2 separate regions of the Mus musculus genome follow, and region 1 is linked to region 2. A link is a loop called in an ENCODE intact Hi-C map of the cell type or tissue named here. Cell type or tissue: left cerebral cortex. All regions are shown on one strand. Each heading gives the region's core, and the rest is flanking DNA. Links, peaks and the distances in the headings are about the cores only.

Evidence for each region. Hi-C counts contacts between places; a loop is a spot of excess contacts. Peaks named below come from ENCODE experiments on the same cell type or tissue, not always from the same donor. Only the 100,000 strongest peaks of a DNase experiment are listed, where the experiment ranks them.
Region 1: it touches region 2 in a loop (3-fold over the local background); 1 of 42 quality-filtered maps calls a loop at or near these places.

What each region holds. Positions count from the first base shown.
Region 1 is chr5:146,370,921-146,386,791 of GRCm38, reverse strand. Wasf3 (WAS protein family, member 3) reads right to left here and starts at 1,786. Exons shown (of 10, transcript NM_145155.3): 1 at 1,454-1,786. In left cerebral cortex, for the core only: a CTCF peak has its summit at 10,006 (motif pointing left); a DNase peak (open chromatin) is centred at 10,019.
Region 2 is chr5:146,214,270-146,230,140 of GRCm38, reverse strand. It overlaps Rnf6 (ring finger protein (C3H2C3 type) 6), which reads left to right and starts at 8,684. Exons shown (of 5, transcript NM_028774.3): 1 at 8,684-8,921; 2 at 9,657-9,739; 3 at 12,045-12,240; 4 at 13,949-14,044. The coding sequence starts at 12,063. It overlaps Gm38745 (a long non-coding RNA gene), which reads right to left and starts at 6,424. Exons shown (of 2, transcript XR_868694.1): 1 at 6,088-6,424; 2 at 1,106-2,827. In left cerebral cortex, for the core only: a CTCF peak has its summit at 8,726; DNase peaks (open chromatin) are centred at 8,718 and 9,098; H3K4me3 peaks cover 1,773 bases; H3K27ac peaks cover 941 bases.

The sequences.
Region 1 (15,871 bases), core at 7,909-11,908, 160 kb before region 2:
AGAACACAGTACAGACAAGTTTTTTTTTTTTCATATTTCATGAAGTTTTCATCCAAGCATCTTAATAGCCAAAAAAAATAAATAAATAATTAAAAAAAATGCTTGTGGCTTGTCAACATAGAAGTGTCTGTGAAAACTCTAAAATATGTCTACACAGACACACTGATGATGGATAGGGGTGGGAGGTCAACTGGCACAATCACCTAGCAAAGTGTGTTCCAGCTTTATTTTCAATTTTTGAAATTACTAGCATCCATCAATGGCAATAAGACTATAAAATATAAGCAAACAGATCCAGCAATGCAAGAAAGCAGTGTCACTGTGCAGATGTAACATTTACAGGCAGATCTAGAGCAAGGTTCTGTTTGGTATACGGGTCCAAGCGGTAAGTCGCCTTTGCAATCCAGTGAGCTTTGAACATCTAAAACAGCACAACTTTCTTAAAATCAACTCAGCGGAGCTTTTAAATTCAGGAAACTGAGCGCTACAAGACAGCTATCCGAACCCTGGGAGAAGGAAGCAGAGAAGACATGATCTTTAACTGCCTTTGGGAAAGGTCAAACCAGCTCGCTCCGGTTTAACCTCTCAAGCAGATGAAAGGACGGACTGAAAAGAGCCACTGCCTGCATTGTCTCGCTGCTTGAATAGGAAAGTTTGGTAAAGCATACACAAAAACAGTCCGTGCCCAGGAGAATTTGCCCTAGACGAGACAGCGAAACAAGTCAAGTACTCTGAACTCGGTTTGCTGTAGAGTCGCAGGTATTTTCGCAGTTTTAGACAAGCCAAACTTTCAAAATGGAAAACATTTCAAATAGTCGGCCTCCCTCCCTTACAAAAACGTGCGTTCAGAATCTTAAAAGTCAAAATGTCATACCCCATTAGGCATTTGAATTTAAGAGCTTCGATGCGAAATAAAAAGGACCCTTTCTAACCTTCGGCTTTTGAAAACTCAAAAAAAAAAAAAATTACTGCTAGGAGATAATCACCATATCAAAACCAGTCCCTAAATGATTTTTAAAAATTCCTATTCCTCTAAACATCAGCCAAGAAGATGACCGGCTACCTTTAACCCCAGGCCTATCCCATAGTTTCTCAATAATTAAGAACTCTGCTCTCCACTGCAGAGAGGCCAAACCAAGAGGGAAAACCGGCATTTGCTGGGAAGTACCAAAGCCAGAGGGGGGAAAGATGAGCTGTCCGGGAGGCTGCGCCATGGACCAGGCCGGGAGCAGCCGGAGCCTCGGTGCACGCGGCCCGCAGGACCCCAGCGCAGGCCAGGCCGCACGCGGGACGGGAGCAATCGGGATGAAGGATGCGCAAGGAGGATGCGGCGCCACCTGCGGCCGGGAGGGACCAGGGCAGGTCGGCAGCCCGAGCGCGGCACCCCCGGAATCCCGCCCCGCGTCCCCCGGAGGTCGGCCCGGAGCCTGGGAAGGACCACAGCCGCACTCACCGCGCCGCGCTCCCGGCTTCATCGTCCTGCCGCCCGCACCGCAGCGCGCAGCGGCGACAGACGCGGCCCCCGGCCCGGCACCGCGCGGCCACGCCCCCTTCACGGCCAGGGGGCTGGATTGGCGAGCTCTGCGGCCAATGGAGAGCCAACGGGAGAGGGCAGCGTAGGCGCTGCGGGGGCGGGGCGTTGCGGAGAAGGCGGCGCATCCTCAGGCCTCCTCCTCCAAGGTGGGTAACCAAGGGGCCTGGGTACCTCCTCTATCTGCAGACCCCTCGGATCCCCACCTGTAGCTTACCCTTCACCTGGATCTTGAGGCCCCTGGTAACACAGGGCTGTCTACCTACCTGTATGTCCTCGGACACGGTGCAGGGCTGGGGATTCACCCAAGCCTGATAGGATTATAGCCCTGTCATCAGTTGGCATTAACCCCTGGAGGTTCAAAAACCCTCCATCTTTTTCATGTTCAGATTCCTCTTCCCTTGGTCTTCACCGTCTCCAAATCCTATTCTCCCCACCTACGAGACACACAGCCTATTAAATAGGGTAGTCTTGAACCACCAACTTATCCTGGTCTCCGGTAGTGCGGGATAACTGAGGCAAAAATAAACAAGACCAGGAGAAAGTGGGGGTTGCGGGGGGGGGGGGGGAGAAGATAGCGTGTTCTCCTAAGTTCCAAAGGAAATGAGCTTTACTGCATCAAAACACGAATGTTACACATGTCCTCTGTCTTTATTTACAAATCGAATCACAAAATAGAAAGCTATATTTAAAAAGCTCAAGAAAACTGATTCGGGTGGTCTTTAAGACGTGATAAACAAGCCAGTAGTAAATGCCTAACAGTTGGTAGACATTTTAGCAGAGTTCACACTGACACAAAGATAGCAGAAAAAAACACGCACCGTTCACAAAATCTGCACTGCTTTCAAGGGATTTTTAGAGCTCTATCCTCGCTTTCCATATCATAGCAATTTGGAATATACAGGTAAACAAGACGTCAGCTCTCCAGTATTATAAACACTGACACGGGGATATATTTATGCCCAGCCCAAAGACAACTTGACATTCAAATTACAACTGCCTCTCCTCCTTTTCGTCTGCTCTTACCCAGGGAAGCAGCTACCATACGTATTTACGTACATTCAGGTCATTGATGGAGGACACAAAAATCTGAAGATACAGGAGTATCCAGACTGCCTTTCTTGTGGTTGCTAGTCACATTTACTGAGTCCTCTCACTTCAGTCCCCCTTGCCTTACCTGAGCTGCCTCTAGACTTACTTAACTCTGAACATGCCGTGACCCTTAATGGTGCGGCTCTGGAGTGTTGACACTTGCTGCATCGGGTCACTTCCTTTTAGATCCCAGTTCCCTGACAAACTCAGTTTATTCTCTGCTTATGTCCAGTGAGATACCTTGTACTGTGTCAAACAGAGTATGTAGTACATATAACTTACTGTTGGTGTCTTTGTTAGGGTGTCATCGCTGTGAAGAGACGCCACGACCAAGGCAACTCTTATAAAAGCAAATGTTTAACTGGGGCTGGATGGCTGTGTCAGAGGTCTAGTCCGTTATCATCATGGCAGGAAGCATGGCAGCATCCCGGCAGACGTGGTGCTAGAAAGGAAGCTGAGAGTTCTACATCTTGATCTGAAGGCAGCCAGGATGAGACTCTGTCTTCTGCAGGCAGCCAGGAGGAGCTCTCTTCAGCCCTGGGTGGAGCTTAAGCATAGGACCTCAAACCCACCCCCACAGCGAGGAGATGCACCTCCTCTAACAAGGCCACACCTCCTAACAGTGCCATTTCCCATGGCCAAGCATATTCAAACCACCACAGTTAGCATTGTGTCCTCAACACACTGGAATTGCTTCAGATGCACTACATATCTACACAAAAAGTCTGGAGCAAACACACGGGCTTCCGCAACAACATCACCATGTTGTCACATGTCGCAGACTTTTTAGAGTCACGGTAATATATCCCTTATCATGTGACGCTTACCATCAATCATCTTTACAAGATGGCTCCTCTAGACATTGCATCCCATTCAGGAAAACAGTAGATAGACAATGGACAAAAGACCAGCAATTTCCACACCCTTTTAACACTCTGTGAAGCCCCAGTGAGCACCTTCTGTTTGCTAGTCAGACCCATGTCAAGTGACTTCAAAGGAGCCAAAAAGTATTATGTATTTTAAGACAGAAAGACATTCAGTTTATGTTAATAAGAGGGAACAAATGTGCAGAGCCTATGTATGGCCAGTACCTGTCAAAGTTGCTAAATGAATAAATTCATTGGCTGAGTCTCCCATTTGACTCACTCATAAGAAGCTACTGGAATCTCAGGAAGAAAATGACACATACAGTTTTAAAAATGAGCAGATCCTTTGTCAAAATGAACGTGGAAAAACAAATACAAGAACTGAATAGGCATATGTACCACCGCATATACCAATAGGGAGTTATAAATTAAAACAAAACCTAAATAGCATAGCATATATACTGGGTAGGCTGGAATCCAAAAAATGCAGCAATGCCAGCCGCTGGCAAGGATGCAGGTCCACGGGACTGCTTGTGCACTGCTGCTGAGGATGCAAAAGGGTACACCTACTCTGGAGGACAATTTGGCAGTTTCATACCAAAAAAAAAAAAAAGACTCATTTTTTTTCATAGGGCCCAGCAAACACAGTTTTAGAAATGTATCCAATGGAGTTGAAAACTTTTGTGCATACAAAAGCTTACACCTTGGACTGGAGAGATGGCTCAGTGGTTAAAAGCACTTGCTGCTCTTGCAGAAGACAGGGGTTTAGTTTCCGGCACCCTTAGAAGGCAGTTCACAACCATCTGAACTCCAGTTCTAGGAGACCAGACGCCATCTGCTGGCATCTATGGGAACTGCATGTACATGGTGTATGTGCGCACACACACACACACACACACACACACACACACATACTCAGGCACACACAAATACACATAAAATAAAAATAAATAATTTTTTATCTTAAAACTTCTGCTTCAATGTTTGCCTATAATCACCAAACACTAGAAGAAACTAAGATGTCCTCAGTAAGTAGTGGGTGATGTATCCATATAGTGCAAGAAGAAGAAATGAACAATGGGGCCACAAAAAGATGGGAGAACCACTCATAGCTGAGTAAAAGAAGACAATCGGGAAAAGCTATGTGTTACACGATCCTGAAAATGTGATATTCTGGAAAAGTAAAAAATATGGAAAGCATAATATCAGTGGTCGTCAGGGGTCAGGGAAGGAGAAAAGCAAAGATTGGATAGGTGGAGGGCAAACTTTTAGGACAATGAAGTTACTGTGGAGAAGACATTACTGTGTGTGTGTGTGTGTGTGTGTGTGTGTGTGTGTGTGTGTGTGTACGCGCACATGCATGGCATGTATGGCGTGTATGGCATGTATGGTGTGTGTGTATATGGCCCACATTTGTCCAAATCCAGAGAATGAAGAGTTCTAGTGTAAACTGTGGGGTCTCTTTAATAAAAACACATCACCGTGCGCGTGCAAATGGTAGCCTCACGCCTCACTAACACATTTATCCCTAGAAACTGGAAGGAGAGCATGAGTGCCTGGAAATCTGCACCTGCCTCTGTTATTTTGTAAATCCAGACGTCCTTTTAAAAATGAGTTCATCACTGACAATGGCAAACTCGTAGACATGGTAGTGAAGACAATGGAGACGACATTTCATCTTTTTAAAAGGTCATCTTTTGCCTTGTTGAAGTCACAAATTACATTCCCCTTGCGTTACTGGTAACTCTTTAGAGTCCTTCTACACACGATAATTAAGTTCTTATACAGCTTTATATTGAAAAATTTCCCAAATGTAAAGGAAAATTCAAGGACTTATAAAGTGAAGGCCCATTTTATTCTGTCCCTGTCTGCTGTCCACATACTGCCTTATGCCACATACGGCTTGTCCCCCTGTAAGTGCCTTACTTAGTCCCTTAGCCCACACACTCCTTCCCCCACCTCTCTCCCCCTCCTTCCCCCACCTCTTCCCCCACACCTTGCTCTCCCTCCATTCCATCCCCATTCTCTCCCTCTTCCTCTCCCCTTCCCCCTCCCCCTCTCCCTCCCTCCCTCCCTCCCTCCCTCCCTCCCTCCCCCTTCCAATCCCCTTCCCCCTCTCTCCTCTCTACCCCCTCTCTTCCTTCTGACACATAGGTTATTTAACTAAGCTAATCGAAAAAGAATTGCAAACACCAAGACATTTGACCCTAAGTGTGTTGGCTTTCTGTCACAGAAGAAAATAAAATTACCTGGGAAAATTAACTGTAAAAAAATGGAAGGCTATATTTTGACTATTGTTTCAGAACCTGAAACCTGTGTTTGCTTAGCTCTGTGGCTTAGCACTCATGGTGAGACAGAACATCATGATAGGAACCACACAGATTGCTTTATAGTGGGCAGAAAAGAAACAGAAGAGGTGGAGACCCCACTATCCCGTTCTGTTCAAAGGTATGTCCCCAGTAACCCACCTCCTCACACAAGATCCCAGCTCTTTTTAAAAATTATTGTTAATTGAGTTATTTATTTAGTTCACATCCCAATTATAGCTTCCCCTCCCAGTCCCTCCCTCTCACCACCCCATCCCTGTCTCCACCCACCCCTCCTTCCTTTCTCCTCAAAAACCCAGAGGCTTCCCATGGATATCCACCAACCTTAGTTAGCATACCAAGTTGCAGCAGGCCTAGGCAGCCCAGTCAGAGGACAGGGATCCAAAGCCAGGTCTCAATTCTTAAAGGGCCCACAGCCTTCCAACAGCTCCTTCACATGTGGGCTTTGGGGAGACATTTAAAATCCAAACCACAGCTCTAAATACTTCAACATAATCTAAAATCCAGAACTTCCTCCTTCATTTCCTAACATATAAGAAAGGACATATGGAGCTTCCAACGTGTTGGAGTGTCTAGAGAATTCTGGTGATGTGAATGGCTGTTAGTGTCCCATGAAATCTTGAGTGAGCAGTTAAAGGTGTGGCCGGGCTGGAGCCCGCTGCCCTCCATGGACAGTAAGCTGTCCGGCATTACTGTGATAACTGAGCAGCTTTCTGTCATAATCCTATTAAGATCTCACAGTGACGTGTCTTAACCCTCTTGGGACACTCCATCGTTGCTCCTTGGCTGACCACACTCTCGGGTGGGTTCCCAGGGAAGTTTTAGAGCTGTCCTCACTTGCAGTCTGACAGTGGGTCCGGGGCTTTTTTTGAGACACTTTATAAATTAGATATTTGCTCAGTAATTGGTTTAGGTTCCCTTTTGTCATTGCTACTTGTTAGTAGAAAAACAATTGTCATTCTCCTGAACTTAGTAGCATGTCATCTTTCGTACAAATTACACGCTGTTTTGCATCAGGAGCTGAATTCAGTCTCACTTTGGGGAAAGCTGAAGAACAAAGAGATGCCACTAATTAAGAGGATATAATTAAAATATGTAAGAAATCAAATTATAAAGACATACTAATTGTCAGTGCTTTTGACACATTCACTTGTATTTGCTCTCAGAATGAAGTGAAATCATGACTACAGATCCTTTGGTGCTGTAGAATTAATTTAGTTCCATGAATAAATCTTCACCTACTCACCATTCCTTCCTTAAAATTAAGAAAAAAAAAATTTAAAAAGGGGCCTGGCGGTGGTGGCGCACACCTTTAATCCCAGCACTTGGGAGGCAGAGGCAGGCGAATTTCTGAGTTCGAGGCCAGCCTGGTCTATGAAGTGAGTTCCAGGACAGCCAGAGCTATACAGAGAAACCCTGTCTCAAAAAACCAAAAAAAAAAAAAAAAAAAAAAAAAAAAAAGGGGGGGGGACCTGGGGGTCAGAGGCAGGTAGATCACTATGAGTTCAAGGCAATCTGTCCAATATGGTGTCCGTACACAGCCCAGGTCAGCCAACATAGTGAGGCCCAATCTCAAAATCATCATCATCATCATTGGGAGTGAGAGGTGGCTCATCAATTAAACACATTTGCTGGTCTTGCAGAGGACCCAGATTTAATTCCCAGCACCAAACATAGCAGTTCCAGGACAAATGGTGCCCTCTCCTCCTTTCTGCAAGTATGTTTACGCAGACATTCATATGCAAAAGTAAAAAGCAAATCATTTTTAAAATTAAGAAAATTGTATCTATACGTACCCTGGCCCAAGGGTCATCTAAATCTGTATCTATATTTCTCATAGGGATATAATCTCCAGTTATGTAAAGATCCATTTTTTAAATCTTCACAGCAGCGAGGCAACATATTGATAATCTTATCACGAGGGAAGCAATGTTAGAGAAGACGAAAATACCCACAGGTGAAAGGATGTTTTGCTAGAGCAAACATGTGAAAGGACACATGATGTTTAGAAAGGATATAAACGGGAACCCAGGTACAGTGGGAGCTTGAGAATTGGTTCAGGTTGCTCTGTCTCTTTAGTCTTCACTAACCTAATGACAGGCACGTATCGGTTCGTCTTTCATTGTGTTGCTGAGCTTGGCTTGTGGTGACTACAAAGAGAGAAACTCATCAAAGAACTCAAGAAATTCCTGCAGCTTTCTTGCTGCTTCCTTGGACTCAGGCTGATTGGCGAGCCTTGCAGGGGTTCGAGTGTGGTGTCTGCTAAGTGGACTGGTCTGCAGCTGCTGATTACTGTTTGGTGTTTGCTAGTGGACTGGACTGAGAAGAACAAAGATTAGAATTGCCCAGAATACTTTCTAAACAGGTCCACTTCCTCCATATCCTAATAACCTTTCATTTTCCACTACCTCTGCCTCTGGTGGGTGGTGGGCTAGAGGGGAGGTTGAACCCTTATTAAAGTAGGTTGTAAAAAACACATGCTTACACACACCTCTCAGGGTTTTCCACTACTCAAGCTGAGGTCAGCATAACCAATTCCTCTGACCTATTTGCCTTTCCTTCATACTCCTTTGGCCTGTCTTCACACAGGAGGACAGGAGTGTCACATCTGTCTCCTGTTCAAAAGTCCTTGGTGGAAGTTCCCACTCCTGCAAGGTGAATTCTGCTCTCCTCACAAATGCTCAACATTTTCAATCTGAATATCCCCGCTGCCCATCTTTATCTGGGAGGGCTCGACCATCTCTGTGTAGCTCAAAAAAAAAAAATCACTTTTCCTTGAAGTGTTCCTGGGGAGTTGACCCTGACTACATCTGCCATTCCTCTGGGCTTTCCATGGCATTAACATTAGGGCCTTTTTTTTTTTTTTTTTAATGTTGTTCCCTATAACATTGGAAATTTCTCCTTGGAGGAGAACATTTCTTATTCATCCTGAATGTTCAACTGCAATCACATGCTAAGCAGCTAGCTTGTGGTTGTTCAATGAATATTCATGATATTCTAACAATAACTAATGTCCAGGCAATCGAGATAGAACTTAGTGGGTTCATAAAGAGGCGTGAAACTGGGGCCTGGGGAGATGGTTCAACTGGCAGATTGCTGATCTATAGGCATGAGGACCTGAATCTGATACCCAGCATCCATGTGGATAAAAGTAGCCAGGTGTGACATCACACACTTGTAATCCCAACACGGAGAGGCAGGGGCAGGTGAGTCACTGGGACTCATTGACCTACTAGGCTGGACTAATTGGAAATCCCAGATCCCAGGAAGATACTGTGTTTCATAAAACAATAAAAGGTGAGTGGGTCCTGGGGAATAGAATTCAAGATTGACCTCTATATGCAAACATGTGGCGCGCACATGCAAGCGCACACACACACACACACACACACACACACACGCATACATGCACACACATATGCACACACACACACATACTTACACACACATGCATACATGCACACACACACATGCATACACACATGCACACACACATATGCACACACACACATACACATGCACATACGTGCACATGAAATAAAAGATGAATGATATGTCACCTACACAAAACCAGATGGAGTTGGAGACATTTTTTCATGCTACTGAAGTGAGCCAGACACAGATTGATAAATATCATGTTTACTTTCATGTGTAAAATATGGATTTTGAAATATGAAAAGAGGCACACAAACACATATAAAATGAATGTATAATGCAGACTCTTTGAGGGAAGAAAGGGGACTAAATGATAAGAGAGCCTAGTGAGAAGAGGAAAGAAATAGCTCATGTGTCTTCTTATGTGTGAAGCATATATACATATATATACATATATATATGTGTGTGTGTGTGTATGTGTGTGTCTGTGTGTGTGTGTGTGTGTGTGTGTGTGTGCGCGCGCGCGTGCGCGCAAGTGAGTACTGGGGAGGAAGGGGGCTGAAGGGAGGGGAAGGAGGACACTGGAGAGGAGAGAGGAGTGAATAGATTCGAGGCCTCCAAGGCAGCAGACTTGCAGACAGCCATGGTGTACATGTGGAGAATAGACTTCCATATTCCGGGAGGACGCTGTAGAGATGGCTCAGCAGTTAAGAGCACTGAGCTTTTCCAGAAGACCTAGCTGGGTTCAATTCCCAGCACTCACATGGTGGCACGCAGCCATCTCTAACTCCAGGTAGGGATCTGGTGCCCTCTACTGGTCTCTCTGGGTACTGCATACACCTGATGCACAGATATACATGCAAGCAAAACACCCATACACATACAATTCAAATAAATAAATTACATTTTTTCCCAGGAAGATGCTGGTATCCCATGTGACTATTGGCTGGCAGAACATGATGCTCCATTTGGTCTGGAAATGCATGTTACCTGTCCCTACACTACTCAGTCCTGTCGGCCATAACACAGTTCCTTCTTACACTCATGAGGCAGATACGTAGCACAGAATTTGCTGAGGGAAGAGACATGGAAAAAAATCAGGATTTAAAGTCATCTGGTTGCTAAAACAGCAAGTACCCCAAGGTAAACGCAGGATGCAATTAGACACAAGGTAAGCACAGGATACAGTTAGATACAACTCCTTGGTCAGCTAGCTCTTCTGGATTCTAGAACCTTCAGGAGCAGAGGATGGGATGCAAAGAACATGACCTCTTGAATCCAGCTGCCTTAGGGGTTTGTTGCTGTGAAGAGACAACATGACCACGGCGACTCTTATAATTGGGGCCAGCTTACAATTTCAGAGGTTTAGTCCATTATCATCATGGCAGTTTACAGGCAGACACGGTGCTGGAGAAGAGGTTGAGAGTTCTACATCTTGATCTTAGGGCCTCCAAAGTAAATGAATGCCCCAATAGTCCTGGCTTGAGCAATTGAGACCTCAAAACCCACCTCCATGGTGACACACTACCTCCAACAGGACCATATTCACTCCAGCAAGGCCACCACTCCTAATAGTGCCACTCCCCATGGGCCAAGCAGTCAAATACATGAGTCTATGAGAGGCATACCTATGCAAACTACCATACAAGCACATGTGGATTAAATTCCAAATCCACTGTTTATTTGGGAAAGTGACTTGGTGTTTCCAAGTCCCTATATATAAGTAGCTAGGCAGAGGTTGGAGAGATGGCTCAGCAGTAAGAACACTTGGTGCCCTGGCAGAAGCAGCCAGTTTTGTTCCCAGAACCCACATGATGGGTCACACCTCCCATTCCAGTAGATCCAATGCCTTCTTCTAGCCTCTGGGTGCACATACATACACTCAGGTCCATACACATAAAACAAAATTTAAGAAGGTGCTATGCGGTGACCAATAAACACTGATAATGTCTTTCTTATCATCCCCTCCTCTTCCTGTTTTGTGACTGGTAGGATCAATTCCCTTCATAACTGATGCAGTTAGGATCTTGAATGTTCCCCTTACCCCCAAATATCCAATGATTAAAGATGGAATGGAAGAGTCATGTGAGGTTGTGGGAAGCCGTTGCAGAGTGGCAGTTACAGAGTGGCAGTTGCAGAGTGGCAGTTACAGAGTGGCAGTTGCAGAGTGGCAGTTGGCTACTGCTGGCCACCACACATACATAGGCAGTAAAGATTCTTTTGCCAAGATGAGGCTTTGAGAATTAACCAAAATTAACCAATCAGATGAGAGACAAGTTAACCAATCAGATGAGAGACAAGTTAACCAATCAGATGAGAGAGAAGTTAACCAATCAGATGTAGGCATGCAAATGATGTGGTAAGCATAACCCAAGCACAACCAATCCGGGTGTGAGACACGCCTCTCCTAGGCCTATATAAGCAGCACCAGTTCTGGGCTTGGGGTCACTTCGCCTCTGCAATCAAGCTCTCTCAATAAACGTGTGCAGAAGGATCCTGTTGCAGCGTCGTTCTTCCTGGCCAGTTGGGCACACGCAAGATGAGGTGGAGCCTAATGAGAGGCTTTTAGGTTATTGGGGTCATGCCACTTCCTCAAAGGTAGTTGTGGAACCCTGCCCTTTCCCTGGCTCTTTTTAGCTCCCACCATTAAGTTCTGCCACACCACAAGCTCAAAGCAATAAGATCAAGCCATCATGGACTTAAGCATTCAATACTGTCATCCCAATTAACCTTTTTATTTACAAATGAATCATTCCAGGTGCATATTACTATAGTGTTGAAAATTTGACCCTCCCCATAAAAAATTACCTGGAGAAAATGTGTTTCCAGTCGGTGTTCTACTGAGCAAACAAAGGGGTGCCCTGCAAATGACTAAATCCACATTTGTAGTGCAACATAGGGCTCACTGTACATATTTTAAACAAATAAAAAATAGGTCACGGGATATGCCTATAGTTTCCAATAAAGAATTCTATTTTTAAAATATACCCTGCAGGCTGGTATAGCAGAAGACAATGGCCCTCTGATGGCCCTAAATTTGGCTATTCAACTATAGAGTCTTCATTTTATTGGTTGTGTTATTACTATACCCAGTTTGCTTCTAAAATAAATATCCCCACGCACTCTTCCAGAGCATCCTGTGCAAGATTACCTGTGGCAGTCATGGAGGATTGCTGCAGTGAGGCAGGGAGATAGAGGCTGCCCAGGCCTTAGGTGGAAAAAAAATAAATCCCAGACAGATGATACGTGAATAAGTTGCCTTCATTATCAGATCCCCTTGACATTAGGCCTGGGGGAGGGGGGCTAACTATTTAACCACCTAAGCCCATATACATGAGTTATCATGTAACAACTTTGCTTGCAAAACAAATATTTCTCACAGATTTTGAATGTTTGTTAAATTTTATTTTTCCGTAGAGAAACCCTTGAAAAGAAGATATGCACCATCTGATCAGGTACCTACGATGTATGGAAATTAAGTGACTTGCTTGAGGTAACAGGTCCCAGCTGCCAAGGAAGGGCTGTTTTAGTCAATTTTGTAATCCTTGTGACAGGTCCACTAGCCTCCCACCCCCCTGTGAGATTATCAAGTTTGTTGGTTTCTATGAAACACTAACTGTATTCAGTATGCATTTTTGAGAGGCAAGCTGGGAGACACTCTGTAGAATGCCACACCAAGTGAAATTGCTTTCTGTTGTCATTAGGATCCCTAATAAAAAAAAGGAACCTTAAACTGGTATTGCCATAATTATTAATCAAGGTGGGGGGGGGGGTGGGAAGCATAGGGACAGAGGGAAAAGCGACTGGACGCAGAAGCAACACTACACCATCCTTTGCCGCTGACCCAGCATCCCCGGTCCCGAGACACAGATCTTCTCAGCTCGTGCATGAGCTCGGGGTCCGCGGTCTCTTTCAGTCAAACATCTAGGAAAACATCTAGCTCATACTGCTTGACATGGGCTGGGTGAGAGGTACACACAGCCCCAGAGAAATGAAACCAGATAAGAAGCCTAGGCTCAGCGTGTGTTGGACCTACAGTGTTATGGGAGGCTCCAGTCCACAGTCTGGGTTTTCCTCTGACAGCTAAGAGGCCGTGTGCATCAGTTCCTCTGACCGCGGGTGGTCCTTCAGTCTCCATGGTAGCAGGCTTTACCGGAGACACTAGGGATACTCCTGTTCTTGGAGCAGCATACAGGCACCGCAATGCTGGACTCGTCTTGTTGATTCTTCTCTAGATGGTGTGAAAACATCTTGTGTTGTGACATCGCTTTGACAACTTCAAACTAATTAGCCGCGGCTCTATTCTTAGTTACATTTTGATAGTTTTGACGAGACTGGACTCTAATGCCAGATAAGGAATTGGTGTGTTCTTGTGGATTCCTGTTCTCTGTGACAGGCATGGGCCCACAGACTACCTCCTGGCTTATCATCGACACCCTCGAACGCCTTTCCCAGCTCTCCATGTAAAACCCATTTGAGACAAGGTCTCACCATGTAGCCCCCTGCTGTCCTGCAACTCTTGTGTAATGAGACCTTGTCTCAAATCAGTTTTACATCAAGAATTGGGAAAGATGTAAGCGTATTATTTATATGCCAACTGGTACGGTTTTCTTTCAGCTAGCTTGGAAGTCACTAGGTAGACTAGGCTGGCCTAAAACACAGAGATCCACCTGCTTCTAGCTCCCACACGATGGGATTAAAGGCGTCTACCACAACACAACACCCTGCTGAGACTGGCAAAATATCCTAGCTGCCTTCATTCTCAAACCCAGCTTAGGATCCTTACACATTCCTCCCATTCCTCTCTAGGACGTGGACCGTTACATACAGACATGCGACATGCTTAGATGCAAAAGATCACCCACTGACCTGCCAATCATCCATCTGTCCATCCACCTATCTGTCCATCCACCTATCTCCTATCTGTCTACTGAAATGCAAAAATCACAGTCTTTAACACCTTTTTTTTTTTTTTTTTTTTTTTTTTGGAGGAAGAATCTCTGTGTCGATATCAGCTGCTGAGAGCTTAGTGATCAGTCCTTGTTGAGCTAAATACAGCTACGGCTAACCATCTATCCACGACTGCAGAGAAGCTGAGCTAACAGCAGCTTCCCTCAGTGACTCAGGGAAGACAGAGGAGGTCAAGCGCAGCCAGGGCTGGGGACACTGTCAAAAAAAAAAAAAAAAAAAAAAAAAAACCCTACGCAATCTTTCTGAAATTCCAGACTTCTGAGAGGCAGACTTGAGCCATATAATCTTCACATCCTTGGCACGTCAGAGAGACCGCAGTTGCGATCCTTCTTACTCGTTGCCCCATTTTTCCGTTAATCCACCCTTCGTCTCCGTAGAATTCAGGTTTGGAATTTCATCAGGGATTATTGTTATTCTCCCTAACTCATCTCTACAGTCAACCAAGTAATGTGGTTTTTTTTTCCCTCGTCAGACTACACGAAGTCATTAAGACAGATTATCCCTATTACATTTCAGCCATTACCATGAAGACTAAAAGCCTTCTATAATCAACATACCATACAGTTTTCACTCCTAAAACCTTTGCCCACTTAAACCCTCAAACCTCCCTGTTTAGGGATCTGCTTTCCACCTTATCAAGCAGCCAGGAATCTGTATTTGACTCCCCTCAATACGTGCAGAGGAAGCTGCCAGCGCCCAAGCAAATTAGGAATAATGGATGCTTCAGGATGCGCAAAGACCCTGGGTTCAGAATCAGAGAATTAACACTCCCACCCCACCCACATCACCCCCAAGTCCTAGCGCTCTGACATACACTAAAGAGTATTGCCTCATCTCTGTCTTTTCATGGAGAACATTGCTAGGACACAGTGTCCCAAAGCCCTACCCTGGCAGCCAGATTCTAATATTCTCTTATTACTTTATGTGCATCAGCCCATGTGTCTAAGGCCTTTGCTCTGTTAGTACTGTAGGCCCCTTGTGTGAAGACATGATTTCTGCATGTTCCAAAAGGGCACTGTGGTGGTTTGAATAGCAATGGCCCCATAGACTCCTGTGTTTGAATGCTTGGTCACAGGGAGTGGCACTATTAGCAGGTGTGGCCTTGTTTGAGTGGGTGTGGCCTTGCTAGAGGAAGTATGTTGCTCCGGGGGTGGGTTTTGAGGTCCCCTGGTGCTCAAGCTACACCCAGTGTGGCACACAGTCTCTTTCTGCTGCCCGAGAATTAGGATGTAGAACTCTCAGTTCCTTCTCCAGCAGCACCATGTCTGCCTGCACGCTGCCATGCTTCCCGCCATGCGGATAACGGACTAAACTGTAAGTGAGCCCCTGTTAAACATTTTCCTTTATAAGAGGTGCTGTGGTATGGTGTCTCTTCACAGCAATAAAACCCTAACTAAAACAGATAAAACATTAAGCCCATGACACTGAATCTTCATTTTAGATAATGTCATCTCAGTCCACAAGGCTTGTGCGACTAGGTGCTGTTATGCCAATCATGGCTGGCTGGCAGATCCAGCACAGCAGTTAAGAGTTTGTGGCCTCTGACCGACAGAAGGCGACCTGTGAATGGGAAGTGTGGTCTAGATGGAGACTAACAAACGATGTACATTTTATTTGCCAAGACATGTGGGAGGCGAATAGAAGAGAACACGCTAGCAGATTTAGCATCTTGTGTCTCTAAATATAAAGCTGCTGACTGAAGGCCAAGA
Region 2 (15,871 bases), core at 6,843-10,842:
TGTGCATACACAAGAATGCTTATAGCCGGGCGTGGTGGCGCGCACCTTTAATCCCAGCACTTGGGAGGCAGAGGCAGGCAGGATTCTGAGTTTGAGGCGAGCCTGGTCTACAGAGTGAGTTCCACGACAGCCAGGGCTACACAGAGAAACCCTGTCACGGAAAACACAAACAAACAAACAAAATACGCTTATACACACAGGCAGATAAATTGGCAGAAATATCAAATAGGTCGTTGATAGTAAAGCAAGAATGTGTCTGCTATAGGCCTTACATGCCCTCTAATGACCCAGATTTGATTCCTAGCACCCGCATGGTGATGGCTCAGAATCCTCTGTAGCTCTAGTTCCAGGGGAGCTGACACACTTCTGGGAGTTGTGAGCACTATACATGTGGAGTGGCGTGTACATACACTCAGAGGCGCGCGCGCACACACGCACACAAAGTAAATAAATAATTTTTTTTAAAGACAGGCTCATGTGTTATAAAAATATAACAAGAAAATTTCTATTTTAAAAAATAAATTTAGCCAGGTGGTGGTGGCGGCGCATGCCTTTAATCCCAGCACTTGGGAGGCAGAGGCAGGCAGATTTCTGAGTTCAAGGCCAGCCTGGTCTACAGAGTGAGTTCCAGGACAGCCAGGGCTACACAGAGAAACCCTGTCTCAAAAACCCAAAATAATAATAATAATAATAAATTCACAAAATGACTGCATAAAATAAGGACGTACATTTAAAAAAAAGACGTAAGAAATACAAAGCATAGTCTTGATGTTGTCAAGGGGTTCTGAGCTAAGACATGTGGGGGTACTGTCTTAGTTAAGGCAGACATAGTGCTGGAGAGGTAGCTGAGAGTTCTATATCTGGATCTGCAGGTAGCAGGAAGTGACTGTGACACATTGGCCAGATTGAGCTTCTGCTGCCTCAAAGCCCACTCCCTAGTGTCACACTTCCTGCAACAAAGCTGCACTAATTAATAAAGAAGAGGAAGAATAATGTTTCCATACTGGAGGACTTTGTTATAAAATATAATACGGCGGAGGGATGGGGTGTACCTGGCAGGCCCATGCCATGATGCCCCCTGAGAAATCATGCCATGAAACAAATCTGATATAAAGAAGGTTTATTTGGGGGAATTGAAGGGGGTGAGCACCTAGAAAGGGGTAGAGGCAGACAGATGGGAGCAGAGCCGTGAGGGTAGAGAAGGGGGGACAAAGAAGGGCAGGAATAGGGAGAGAGACCAGCCAAGAACACTTGGGGACAGGGAGAGAGAGAGAGAGAGAGAGAGAGAGAGAGAGAGAGAGAGAGAGAGACAGACAGACAGACAACAGGGGTGTCGAGTAGTCCTTTTATACGTAGCCCAGACCTGGCAGTAGGTGATGGCATAAGCTACTGTTAGGTCCCTGGGAGGAATCTAGTGTAATCGCCTGTGAGCCAACAGACTTACATGAAGGTCCAGCAGGTATGGCCAAGTGCTGAGCAAACGAACAAAAATGGTGTGCACTTTTGTGAACAACCTGGCAGGGTAGGTATGTCTTCTTTTCTTTTTGGAGATTATAATTACATTACTTCCCCTCTTCCTGTTCCTCCCACCAAGACTTCCCATGTTACCCTTGTAAATGTTTCTGCTAGAATGGGAGGGTATCCTAGGACCCACACAGCTCCAAGGGGGAAAGGCATGCCAGCAGAAGGGCACCTGAGACACGGGAGCGCAGGAACCACACAGCTCTGAGAGGAAGGCTCCTCAGCAGAGGTGCTGCAGCTCTTGGGGAAGGGTATCCTTGGGTGAGCTGAGGAGCCTCAACCCTGCTCCTTCTCTTCACTTCTCTTCATTGCTTCTTTTCTTCCTGGCTTCTTCCAATGAGAGAGTCACTCCAGGCAGAAAACTCTCATGAAAGAGATTTTTTTGGAGGTTCCAGGATGTGGAGGGATGAGCCCAGGGACGGTTGCGGTTGCCTTGTGTTGCTGGGAGAGGATAGCCGGGGACCTGACCAAGGGACAGTGCTTACATAGGGTTTCTGAGGAGGCGGAGCTTCTCAGGACAGAGATTTCCAGAGTGAGGATTGGTGGGTTTTCCTCTTCTAGGACTGGTGTGTTCTCTTGCTCAGGGATTGGAGGGATTTTGTGGAAAGCTGGGGGGGGGGGTTGTTCTGCTCAGAGATTGGTGGCTTTTTTTCACGCCCCCTCCCCTTTCCTTGCATCAGGTCTCTGGGTTAGGGTGGGAAGTCCTTCCTGACCATATCTGGCTTTCTCTGAGACACCACCTCTGTGGAGCTGCTGGGAGGGACTGGAGAGGGGGTGCTGCCACTGAGGACAGTTCCTGTGGGACAGCTTCCGCAGTGGTATTTCACCAAAATCGTATAGGCTGAGGCAGGAAAGAAGATGTCGGAACCCTGGACAGCTCCTCATACTGGCAGTAGGCTGAGGCAGGAAAGGTGTTGCCACTGTGGACAGCTTCTAAGGGGCAGCTCCCGTTGAGGTGGGAAGGGAGATGGGCCACCGTGGACAGCTCCAGTGACAGCTGCAGGCTGAGAAGGTGTCATGGTGCTGCCATTTTGATAGGAGCTCCTGCAGGGGCATCTTACCACGGCCCATAGGCTGGGGCATGAAGGAGGTGATGGCCGCCACGTGGATGGATTTTGTGGCACATCGCTTAGGGACTACAGATGCTGTCCAGACAAAGTGAGGCAGAGAAGAGGAAGTCCCAAGGAGAAAGGGAGTCTTCCAGTTTGCGCCAAGCTCCAAGAGTTATGAGGAACTACAACTTTATTAGCAGGATCTTTCAACACGCCACCATAACTTTCCCACCATTCTGGACTCTACCCAGGAACTGTGAGCCAAAAGAAAATCAGTCAAGACATTTGATTACAACAACGAGCTAAGAAACTACTCCAGAAGATTGGTATGTAAAGTAGAGTTGGTGATACTATAAACCTGCATGCGAGGTCCTAGGCCTTGACAGCTGGTTTACAGGAGGAATGTGAGAGAGTTTGGGACTTTGGGCTAGAAAAGACTGTGAATATGGTAACCGGAGTGAAATGGGTCATCCTGGTAGAAATTTGGTAGACAGAAATGATGAAAGAAGAACATGAGACCTAGCTTGTGAGGCTTCAGGGGGGAACAGGGCTATCAGGAACTGGGATAGGGATGACCCATCTAAAGTTCCAGCCAAGGATGTAGCTGCATTCTGCCCGTGTCCCAAGAACACGAGTGATGCTGAAGCCACAGGCAAGAGACTAATTCGTTTGTGGAGGAAACATCCAGACAGGACAACATTCTCTCTGTGTCACATGTACTGTTCTCATCCCTGTGTTGACAAGGGAAAACGTGACAAGTGGAGACAAAGACAAGAAAACTGGAGAGCTCAGTTAGGAAAAGTGTGACCTTAAGACGGTGAGCAAAGCATCTGTAATTGTTAAAGAGAAACCCACTGTCTTAGTTAGGGTTTCCATTGCCCAGAGAGACACTATGACCTTTTATAAAGGCAATTGGGGCTGTCTTACATGTTCAGAGGTTCAGTTCATTATCGTGATGGCAGGAAGCATGGCAGTGTCCAAGCAGGTATGGCGCTGGAGGAGCTGAGCATTCTACATCTTTTTCCAAAGGCAAACAGAAGATTGTCTCATGGGTAGCTAGGAGGGGGGTCTCAGAGTCCACCCCACAGTGACACATGTCCTCCAACAAGGCCATACCTCCTAATAGTGCCACTCCCAAGGCCAAGCATATTCAAAACATCACACTAACCCTCTTCATTGGGAAAATAGGAAAGAAGGCCTGAAGAGAAGATGTCACCCATCAAAGTCTACAAATAAGACACACCTCATGCCAGGCTGTCTGGCCTACATCTTTAACTCTGCACTTGGGAGGCAGAGGCAGGCCAGCAGAACTTCTGAATTACAGGGCAGCCAGGACTACACAGAGAAAGAAACCTGTCTTCAAAACCCACCCCAATACCATGGGCCAGATTAAATAAAATTAGAAATCCGCTGAGCACTAGTTGCCTCAAATTCCTGCTACTGTGATTTTCCAACCATGATGTACTATACTTTGAACTCATAGTCAAAGTAATTCCTTTCTTACATAGCTTGGGGTATTTGGTCTCTTCAATAATATATGTAACTAATGCATTATCTTTTTCTATTTAAGAGTTAATCAAGGCCATGGTGGTAAACACCTTTAATCCTGGAACTTGAAAGGCAGAGGCAGGCAGATAACTGTGAGTTCTAAGTCAGCATGTATATATAGTGAGTTCCAGGACAGCTAGGGCTATATAAAGAGACTCTAGTGTGTGTGTGTGTGTGTGTGTGTGTGTGTGTGTGTGTGTGTGTAGAGAGAGAGAGAGTCAGAGAGAGACAGAGAGAGAGAAATAGAGAGAGAAAGACAGAGAGAGGCAGCAGAGTCTTGCCTTTAGAAATACAAACTTTTTAGAGCTGAAGAGGTAACGCAAGGGTTAAGAATACAGGTTGTTGTAGAAAAGGATGTGGATTCATTTGTCAATACCACATGGTGGCTCACAACCACCTATAGCTCCAGTTCCAGAGGGTCCGATGCCCTCTTCTAACTCCAGCAGGGACCATGCACATGTGCAGCACGTGTATACACACAGGCAACACGTTCTATAAAGTAATTCTAAAATACCTATTTTAAATATGCTATGGAATCTCTTAGCTTTCTTGCTTTCTAGCTTCCTTCCTTTCTTTCTCTTTCTTTCTTTTCTCTTCTTTTTTTTTTTTTTTTTTTTTTTTTGGGTTTGGTTGGTTTGGGTTTTCAGACAGGGTTTCTCTGTGTAGCCCTGGCTGTCCTGAAACTCACTCCATAGACCGGGCAGGCTTTGAAGACTCAGATCCCTCCCCACCCCCCCCCTTTGCCTCCCTAGTGGTAAGATTAATGCTATGTGCCACCACATGAAGTTTTTAAGTTTTATTTTTAAAACGATTACAAAAATCTTTTGTTCTGCTTGGAAACAAAGAAGAAAAAAAAATCAAGGTTAGAAAAAATATGGGCTGGAGAGATGGCTTAGACATTAAGAGCACTGACTGCTCTTCCAAAGGTTCTGAGTTCAATTCCCAGCAACCACATGGTGGCTCACAACCATCTGTAATGAGATCTGACGCCCTCTTCTGGTGCTCACAACCATCAGTACAGCTACAGTGTGTTCATATGCATAAAATAAATAAATAAATCTTTAAAAGAGAAAGAAAGAAAGAAAAATATGAATGAAAATAGAGAGTTGAGCCTGGTGGTGGTGGCTGCGGTGGCTGCAGTGCCAATGGCACACACCTTTGATCACAGAAGTCAGGAGGAGGCAGAGGCAGGTGGATCTCTGAGTTCCAGGCCAGCTTCATCCTCAAAGGGAGTTCCAGGACAGTCAGGGCTACACAGAGAGACCCTGACTCGGGGCAGGGGAGGGGTTGCAGGTGGAGGGATAGAGAGTTGAGAAGAGTTCAATTTTTCAAAATTTCTTTAATCTCTAACATTTTCTCACCAATTTCCTATTGATCTTTAATAGCTCCTTTTAACTTCAATATAGTGAGCCTGTCAACTTGTGTTGACTACCAATTTTATCAATTCTTTTTTATGTAAGTTTTTGTTTTGTTTTGTTTTGTTTTAAGTCAAAACAGGCTGCCTATTCACTTTAAATTCTCTGGGGTTTTTAGTTTTGTGTGTGTGTATTCCCCCCCCCCCCAACCCCCATCCAATTTTGGATTAAATGTTTCAATGAAGAGATACATAAAGCCAAGTTATCTTTAGATTTCCCCATTTTCCAAATACATATAAGTTAAACTAACACAATTATCAAACATAAAACCAGCTGGAGTACCACATGGCAGCTTTTCTCTGAACATTTCCTCCTTCCATGAATTAGACACGGGAGGAGAAGCCGAAAGCAAATGAACAAACCAAATGTCCTGAAAGCAAACAAACCGAACCGGGCACAGGCAGAAACCAAAAGAAACAGATGACTTTAAACAAACAAAGAGCTCCCTAAGCAAACAGGGAGAATAATAAAGTAACCAAACTAAGAGGATCCTCACAACCAGTGCAAAATAAAGCAAACCAAGGTAGGTCTAAGTCCCAGAAACAACTCACCAGCATTCCGCTGAGGAATCAACACCAAACAGTTGGCACTAGAGGCCCAGCCTGGCAACAATCCAGTGACTCCTATTACGAAATTGGATCATCTTTGGGGCTCCACATTCAGCCACCAAAACCCCTTAATGCAAAAGCAGTTCTAGCCTCAGAAAGAATGAGTTTGTCCTGGAGCCAAATGTGAGCGGCCACGGCTTGGGAAGACAGATTTCAGTTATTCCAAATACCATGTTCCGTAGCAGTAACAGATTCATGACTTTCTTTTTCCCCTGAGACAGGGTTTCTCTGTGTAGCCCCGGCTGTTCTGGAACTCATTTTGTAGACCAGGTTGGCCTCCAACTTAGAAATCCGCCTGCCTCTGCCTCCCAAGTGCTGGGATTAAAGGCGTGCGCCACCACTGCCCAGCTCATGATGGTTTTATAGTAACAGAACAAAGAAAATAAAATTGAGATACTTTCAAGATACCTTGATGGATAAAGCCAAATCTGGTGGTACACGCCTTTAGTCTCAGCACTCAGGATGCAGAGGCAGACAGATCTCTGAGTTCAAGGCCAGTCTGGTCTATAAAGCTAAGGACACCCAGGCTACACAGGGCTACCCTATCTCGAAGGACAAAAGGAAGGAAGGGAAGGAGGGAGGGACGGAGGGAGGGAGGGAGGGAGGGTGGAGGTTGGTGTTAACAGGCAGGCAGATCTCGTAAAAGCAGGAAAGTATGTGCTACTGGCCACAGATGCTATCTGCTTAGATTATTTTGAGTTGGTGGAAGCTAAGGGACTTTCCATAAGGCCTAACCTGCTAGTCACAAGGACGTTAGGTTACACACAGACATGGGTGATAAGTGGTTATTGTGGGGGGACATGGCGAGAGATATCCCAGGGTTATTTGGCTTTGACTTGTAACACAATCATGGAACTTTTAACCAATCTGCCTTGTAGAGTGTTTAACATGTCCCTGGAGGGGAGGGGGGAACGTCTGTTCACAAGTCCCACTTCCAGTATTAAAAAGAAATGGAAGGGACTTCAAGGTAAGGTGAGAGATGAGAGGGCTGGCTTGATGTGTGCCTCTGAAAGACATAGTCAGAGTAAGAAAAAAAATAGACATCTCCCCATCTTAGTCAAAGTTTCTATTGTTGTAAAGAGACACCATGACCAAGGCAACTCTTGTAAAGGAAAGCATTTCATTGGGGCTGGCTTATAGTTGTAGAAGTTTAGTCCATTAGCATCATGGTGGGAAGCATAGCAGTGTGCAGGAGATAATGGTACTAGAGAAGGAGCTGAGAGCTCTACATCTTAATCCATACACAGACAGCAAGGAGGAGACTGAATATGTTTCACACTGGCTGTAGCTTGAGCATCTAAAACCTCAAAGCCTTGCCTCCACAGTGACACACTTCCTCTAACAAAGCCACACCTCCTAATAGTGCCACTCACTATGGCCAAGCATTCAAACACATGGATCTACGGGGACCATTCCTATTCAAACCACCACAATCCCAAATAGAGCTATACAAAGAAAGCTTTAGAGAATCATGAAGCAATTGGATACTAGAAAAAAAACAAAGTCAGGCTACACAGAGACATACACCCACCACTGTCTCCATCACATAGCTCCCTGATGAAGTTGGGGAAAGGAACTCCAACAATAACCTTACTTCCAGAAGGAAACTCAAAGGAAAGTCTTATCCTCAGAACAACAACATAAAAGGACATATAGACAGTTTGGATCAATATTCAAAGGGAGAGAAAATAATCACCAAGCAGGACACCCTAAATAAGACCCAACCCACTTTAAAGCCATTGGTCTCCCCAATTGGGGTCACTTTTCTACAGGAGAAATCTGTAACACTCTCCTATGTTTTAAATATTAAACAGATGGGGAGAGAGGAGGGGAATCCTCCTGATAGACAGTATCACCTTTTACTCTAGTAGTTTCATTGATGCTAAGGCTTGCTACATCATGGTAACAAAGCACCCAGCAAACATGGTAGCACATCCCTAAGAAGGGCAAGAAGCTCACCAGCTAAAGGCCTGCCTGGGCTATATGAGCCCCCGTCTCAAAACAAAACAAAGTCACTCAATAATGAAAGAAGGGAGGAAAGAGTTATGAATCACAGCAGTATGCGCGTATTAAACTGATTAAGCCATTTGGCTGATGGGGGTGTCAGGAAAGGGCCCTACCAGGACCACAAGAAATGGTTGGGTAAATCTGGTGTCATATAATGAAAAAAGAAATTAGACAAGGGATAGCGGGAGAGAAAGAACGTGAATGGTTAATATTGGGAGCTTCGAAGTGCTTTCTCATCACAAGCACTTGATATTTAGTTTCCTCATCCCAGTGAACTACACTAAGGGAAAATTTCAAACTGGGTAGTTAACCCGGGTAGTAATGAGCAACGAACAGCTTGACAGATGCGTTTTTCTCCAGACTTCGTCAAAGGACACTGAAATACGAGAAGAGGAGCTGGCATTTCCAAAGGGTGGAAAGGCGCCTCCGCCTTCGGTCCTGAAGCCGCCACGGGCTCTGAGTGCCTTGACCCGAGCCCGCGACAGCCGGACCTGCGCACAGCAGATGCGGAACTCGGGCGCCGCGGCTCGGCTTCCGGGGAGCGCCGTTTCCAGACGCACCGGCAGGGTCGCTGCAGACGGTGGCCAGTCTTAGTTCTCCGAGGCGGTGCGAGAAGGCCGGAGATCGGACGCTCCTCTCTTAGCTTTCTCTCCGCCAGGTCGACTCCGAGCAGCAACACAGACTCTGAGCTTCGCGCCTCAGGGGAAGATTAGAGGGCGTAGCGGCCTTCGAAGGCTCGGCCAAGAACCTTCCGCCCCCTCGCCGCCTCGGTGAGAACAACCGCGGGTCATCGCGCTGGAGGTGGGGTCGGGGGGAGGGGGCGTTGGGTACACGGGGCGGGGGAAGGGTCATTTGGTGAGTCTCACTACTACTTCCGGGAGACGCCTCGGAGAGGAGGACGTGCTAGGGGGCGGGGTTCCGAGGGGAGAGACACTTACCTCTTATCCGATTGGCTTATTGCTTGCTGGTTGAGCTTTGCTAGTTGCTGATTGGCCGGCCCCAAAGCCAAATCCAGGTCGCAGGGGAAGCGTTACTTGAGGCTAGATTGAGGTGAGATTGGTCGGGTTCCTGAGTCCAGTTCGTTTACTGGAGTAGGGACTTCATCTTAACCCTAGTCGGGGGCCTCGATTAACAGGATAAGGAAAAGAACCAGTAGCGGGATGGTGGGGGCGGTTGACAACGAAGTGAAGGCTTAGAACTAAACTAACTTCCTCACCTAACCCTAGCTACACCCAGATGGGAACGTGATACGGTACGAAGGCCTTTGAGAAAGGAGGAGGCGCAATCCTCGGAGCGGTGACAGTGTAGGAGGAGAGACCTTCTGGGAGGTTTTTTTTTTTTTTTTGTTATCTAATTGTATGAGTCTCTAATTACCTAGATGATGGTATAACAGAACCTTCTGGAGAATTTAGCTCTGGCTTTGCAGAGGAGTCGGGAGACTACTGGGTGTTCCGGGACTTCAAAGAGGCAGTTTGCTGAATAATACAACTTTTGTTTTTATTCAGATGAGCAGCTCTCAAAAGAGGCACAAACATCAGAAGCATGGATACAGTCTCATCTGTTAGAAGAATGTTCAAAGGAAAATAAGGTATTCATTTTGCCTTACTTATGCTTAGTTAATCCAAGAATATTGCCTTGGAGGAGAAGATCTCTGGTTTTTTAATATTTTAAAGAACTTGACTTTTTTTGTCATTAGATTTCCACTTATTAAACATCTGTTTCAAAAATCAAGTTTCTAAGCTGGGCGTGGTGGTGCACGCCTTTAATCCCAGCACTTGGGAGGCAGAAGCAGGCGGATTTCTGAGTTCGAGGCCAGCCTGGTCTACAGAGTGTGTTCCAGGACAGCCAGGGATATACAGAGAAACCCTGTCTCGAAACACCCCCCCCACCCAAAAAAAAAAAACCAAGTTTCTGCTGTGACCACCAAAAATGCACTTTGCTAATAGTTACTGATTGCAGTGCAAATGGAAATCCTTTACTTTTTGATATTATTAATTAAATTAACATCTGAGTGAATCTTGCTCCCCCCAAGGGGTCTCATATGTGTGTGTGTGTGTGTGTGTGTGTGCGCGCACACACACACACATTCTTGAATGTTCTAGAATTCACTCTGTAGACCAGGCTGCTCTGGAGCACACAGAGATTAGTCTGCCTCTCTCCTGAGTGCTAGGAATGAAGACATGTGTTACTACACCTAGTTTAGTGGTTGGTTTTGTGTGTTAACTTGACACAAGCCAGAGTCATCACAGAGAAAAGAGCCTCAGTTGAGGAAATGCCTCCATGAGATCCAGCTGTAAGGCATTTTCTCAGTTAGTGGCCCAGCCACTATCTGTAAGTGGTGCTTCCCTGGGCAGGTAGCCTTGAGTTCTATAAGAAAACAGGCAGAGCAAGCCAGTAATCAGCACCCCTCCATGGCCTCTGTATCAGCTCCTCCCTCCAAGTTCTTGCCCTGTTTGAGTTCCTGTCCTGACTTCTTCCAGTGATGGGAGTGTAAATAAACCCTTTCCTCCCCAACTTGGTTTTTGGTTGTGGTGTTTCATCGGAGGAATAGAAACCCTAAGACAACTAACTAGCATTGCATTTTAAAATTAGGAGGGTTGTTTGTTTTTGTTTGTTTGCATTTTTTATTTGGTTTTTGGTTTTGCAGACAAGGTTTCACTGTAGACCAGACTGGTCTTGGACTCAGGATTCTCCTGCGTCTGCTTCCTGAATGCTGGAATTAAAGGTGTGCGCTACCACCCGCCTGCCTAGTTTATTTATTTATTTTATTTTATTCATTTATTTATTTATTTTTGGCTTTTCAGGACAGGGTTTCTCTGTGTATCCCTGGCTGTCCTGGAACTCACTCTGTAGACTAGGCTGGCCTCGAACTCAGAAATCTGCCTCTCAAGTACTGGGATTAAAGACGTGTGCCACCTCCGCCTGGCTTTATTTATTTATTTATTTTAAATGCATCCACTAGTCAAATGCATGTGTCAAGTCTTACAATAAAGAACTCAACATATAAACAACAACAAAACAACTTTTAGGAGCTAGTAGGTCTAGGCCTTTGCTTTAAAAGTTATCACCAAGTCAGACACAATTCAACACATATATCTCATATCTGAGTATTAAATTGATCATCTTCTTAAAATTTATCTTTGTCTCTCGAAATTGTGTCTAAAAGCATTCATCATGTTAAAATTTTAGGCTTGAATAATACATGTTCTTGATGTACAGAGGGCTCCCTCGTGCATCCTGGGACAGTTAGGAGTACAGCCCACTGTCTTTGTGATGTACAGAGGGCTCCATTGTGCATCCCAGGATAGTTAGGAGTACAGTCTACCGTCTTTGTAGATGATGATGTCCTGTACTCCTTCCAGAAAAGATGGTGAATAGAAAATGACCACCACTGTCTCACTGCAATTTATTGAGATGAAAATAATTTTTGCCTACTGTGTCTACTGAAGACTCAAAGTTGATGTCTCTGAGACTGAAAACCAACAGGAAACAACACACTGTGCATGGCTCTGAGGATTGAGAAAACACACAAGAGCTCTGGCTGTCTGTATCAGGCCATCCTTCAGTGTGGAATGGTTAGCCTCGGGAGTTTCTGGTTGTGGGGGCTACATTTGAGTGCTATCCTCGAAGCAGACTTTCTGCCTTGGTGAGGAGACGAGGAGAGGGAACACTGCTTCTTAGAATCTTAGAATATCAGTTCAGTAAGTCTCTAAAGGCAGTGGTGAATCACAGATGAAGAGATTGTTAGTGGCCTACATCGTGAGTTCTGGGCCAGCCAGGATTACATAGTAAGAGCTTACCTCAATAAACCAACAGCCAAATCAAAACAAAAAAAGTAGGAAGCATGTTAGCTCATGACTGATGCATTGACTTTGTGCATGTTCTTTAAACAGGAAACTAGAAGTCTCAGGATGGATCCGTCTAGATCTAGATCAGGTGGGAGTGGAGAAGAGAGCTCATTTCAAGAAAATGAGAGAAGATGGCAGCAAGAACGTCTCCACAGAGAAGAAGCCTATTATCAGTTTATTAATGAGCTCAGTGATGAAGATTATCGGCTAATGAGAGACCATAATCTTTTAGGCACCCCTGGTAAGAAATGGGCAAAGGGGGAAATTTTTCTATCATTGAAAGGAGGGATTTAAAGTAAAGAGAGTGCCTCCCTTTGAGTACTGTTTTGTGAGTCTGAGAATTATGCAGTATAACAAAATCACTGCCCTCTGTGTTTGATAAATACATGAGAATACTGAATATATAGACACACACACACAGGCCAAACTTATAAAGCCAGTGTACATAAGCATTAAGTGTTACACGCATAATTCTCACCCTCCACTGCCAACCCTCACTTGGATTGAAACCTAGGGTTTTGTGCATGTTAGGGAAGTGTTCTGCCACTAAACTAGACTCTAGCTCTCTATTTCTCTTACATAATATTTGTACAAAGAAACTGTTATTTGAAACTTAATTCTTAACTTATTTGAAGTGTTAACATTCAGCTAGATTGTGACCAACCAAAAGTCCAATGTAGTCTATACATTTCCTTTCAGATTTACTTTATAGGAAACGAGCTGAAATATGCCTGTCTGTGTGTTTGTATATTTGTATGTTGGTGGCTCACATAATAAAATATTGTGGTAGAATTCAAGCACCAAGATTTGAACATTTCCCTAAAATTACTCCCTAATTTTCTTTTAAACTTAAACTCGATGTGAGTACATCTCATCCTTTTGTTGTTGTTTTCAAATTAGTTTTATTTTTTGCTGTTTGTCTCTGGTGGGGGGGGGGGGGTTGTGTCCATGAGGTTAAGGTCCAAGGAGGCCAGCAGAGGCTGTAGGGTCCCAGGCCCTCAGGTCTCCTGGAGCTGACATTGAGCCCCTCAGTCTGGGTGCTGGAAACTGCTGAGCCATCACTCCAGCCCTAACTTACAGGTTCTTACTTAGAGGTTCTGGTAACCAAAATTATTCAAGTTTAGATCTCAATTTTAATGAAATATTAATAAATGACATGTGACTAAATTGATGTGTATTTGTATCAAATATTTTATTTAATTTTTTTAGTTTTTTAAATTTATTTATTTTATGTATGTGAGTACACCATTGCTCTCTTCAGACACACCAGAAGAGGGCATCAGATCCCATTACAGATGGTTGTGAGCCACCATGTGGTTGCTGGGAATTGAACTCAGGACCTCTGGAAGAGCAGTTGGTGCTCCTAACCGCTGAGCCATCTCTCCAGCCCTGTATCAAATATTATTAACTTCAATTTTTTCCAAAGATTTATTTATTTATTATATGTGAGTACACTGTAGCTGTCTTCAGACACTCCAGAAGAGGGAGTCAGATCTCATTACGGATGGTTGTGAGCCACCATGGGGTTGCTGTTAACTTAGATTTATAAACCATGAAAATAATAAAGATCATCCTCTGTAAGTTAAGATTTTTTAAATTACATTTTATTTAGTGTGTGTGTATGTGTGTGTGAGAGAGTGTGTGTGTGTGTGAGAGAGAGAGAGTGTGAGGGTGTGTGTGAGTGTGTGTGTGAGTGTGTGTGTGTTTGTGTGTGAGTGTGTGTGTGTGACTGACAATGAGTACTTAGATGCTACAGAACAACCATAGGTATCTTTTCTCTCCTACTATGTGGTTCTTGGAATTCAGGTTGTCAGGCTTAGTAGTAAGTGCCTTTACCTGCTGAGCCATCTCACTGACCCCAGTTGCTAAAGTTTTTATTTCACAGGTTCTCATAAAGCTTGGTAATTTATTTATTTATTTTTTAAATGAGTGCTCTTTTGTTGTTTCAGGAGAAATAACATCAGAGGAGCTGCAGCAGCGCTTAGAGAGAGCAAAGGAACAGCTGGCATCTCAGCCTGGCTCTGACAGCGCGGCAAGTGATGGAGGTAGTGTGGCCTGCACTGCTGCAGGAGGCCTGTTCACTGTTTCCATGTGTTCTTCATTAGATAACAAGTGTGCTAAGAACAGTCTGCTTAGGGGTTAGAGAGCAGAGAAAAAGTTGAGAAGTGTTTCTTATACATAGTTTCTCTTCATCAAGTTTATGTGTACAGAATAGTAGAAGCCCAACTTTGGGACGCCTCTTTCTGTTCTACCTCCTCTCCCAGAGACATTCATCTTTAATTAGGTTGTTACCAGTCTGCTGACTGAAGGGTCTTTTGCTCTACCTGCATAGAAACTGTGAGTGGTTCCCAGCTTCTCGGGGAGACAACTAATGTGATTTTAACATTAAATTCAGAAAGTGAGATTTCTTAAGAGATCACCTTCCTGAAGCCTTTCTGCCCCTAGTATTCACCGTCTCTGCATACATTTTACCTGTGTGCTATCGTACACCCTCTTGTTGGCTCTCTCCCTTCACCCACCCATCAGCTCTTTCCAGTCTCTTGCTCTTGGGTCCTTCAAGGTAAACACACACAACTAAAGAGAGGAGGACCCGTTTCTCTGGTTCAATGGATTGTTCCCTTTAAGTTTATGACAAAGGCTTACATTCCGTGTTTACAACCCAGCCGTACTCAAGTAAAGCCTGAGTGAGACCCCTGGGTTATAAAATAAAAGCAGGACAGAGTAAGAGAAATAATGGGAGACTTGGATTATCCCTCAGTTATGGACACTTGCTGCCTGTTACTTTAGATGTGAAGACAAGTCATTAGACTTGCCATCCCTTTGATTGCCCTAGGGTAGAACATAACCATTTTCAGTTTGTGTTTTAGTTCTTCCTGTCTGTCTTCATAAGAGAGTTTGGGTGTCTCAATTCCCTTTCTGTCCATGGAGCACTTTGAATTTAGCATTGGTGTTCTCCTTCCAAGGTCTGCTAGAATTCTGTACCGAGTCCCTCTAGTCCTGGGATGGGGCGGGGGAGGTTGGTTGGTTGTTTTGTTTATAAATTTTTTTTTTAATTTTTAGTTGAGAGATTTTTTGTTTGTTTGTTTTTTGTTTTTTGAGACAGGGTTTCTCTGTATAGCCCCGGCTGTCCTGGAACTCACTCTGTAGACCAGGCTGGCCTGGAACTCAGAAATCCAAGTGCTGGGATTAAATTACTTCTAGCTCACTGCTAGTTACATATCAGTGTAAATTATTTATTTTATCTTATGTTTTTTTCATGCCCATTAATTGTTAATATTATGTTTAGCCTCTACGAGGTTTGTATTTTCCCAGCTTTATTTTGTAATACATAACATGGGATGTTGTTTCAATCTTCTGTATTCACTAAGGCTTGCTGTGTGTCCTACTATGTGCTCTATTTTGTACAGAGTACAGTGAGCTACTAAGGAATATGTATTCTTTTAAGGTTTGGTGGAATTTCCCATAGATATCTGTTAGGTCCGTTTGATTTATGATGTTATTTAATACCAGTGTCTGTTTATATTTTGTCTGGATGACCTGCTTGTACATAGGAGCACATTATTAAAGCCTCCCATTATTGCTGTGTTGGGTTAATCTGTAGCTTTACATTTTTTAAAAGGTTTATTTACTTATTTATTTTATGTATATGAGTACACCATGCTCTCTTAAGACACACCAGAAGAGGGCATCAGATCCCATTACAGATGGCTGTGAGCCACCATGTGGTTGCTAGGAATTAAACTCAGGACCTCTGGAAGAGCAGTCGGTGCTTTTAACCACTGAGCCATCTCTTTCTTTTATATGCTTGGCCACATCTCTGTTTGATGTATGTGTTTAGAATTGTAATACCTGCTTGGTAGATTAAAGAGGGT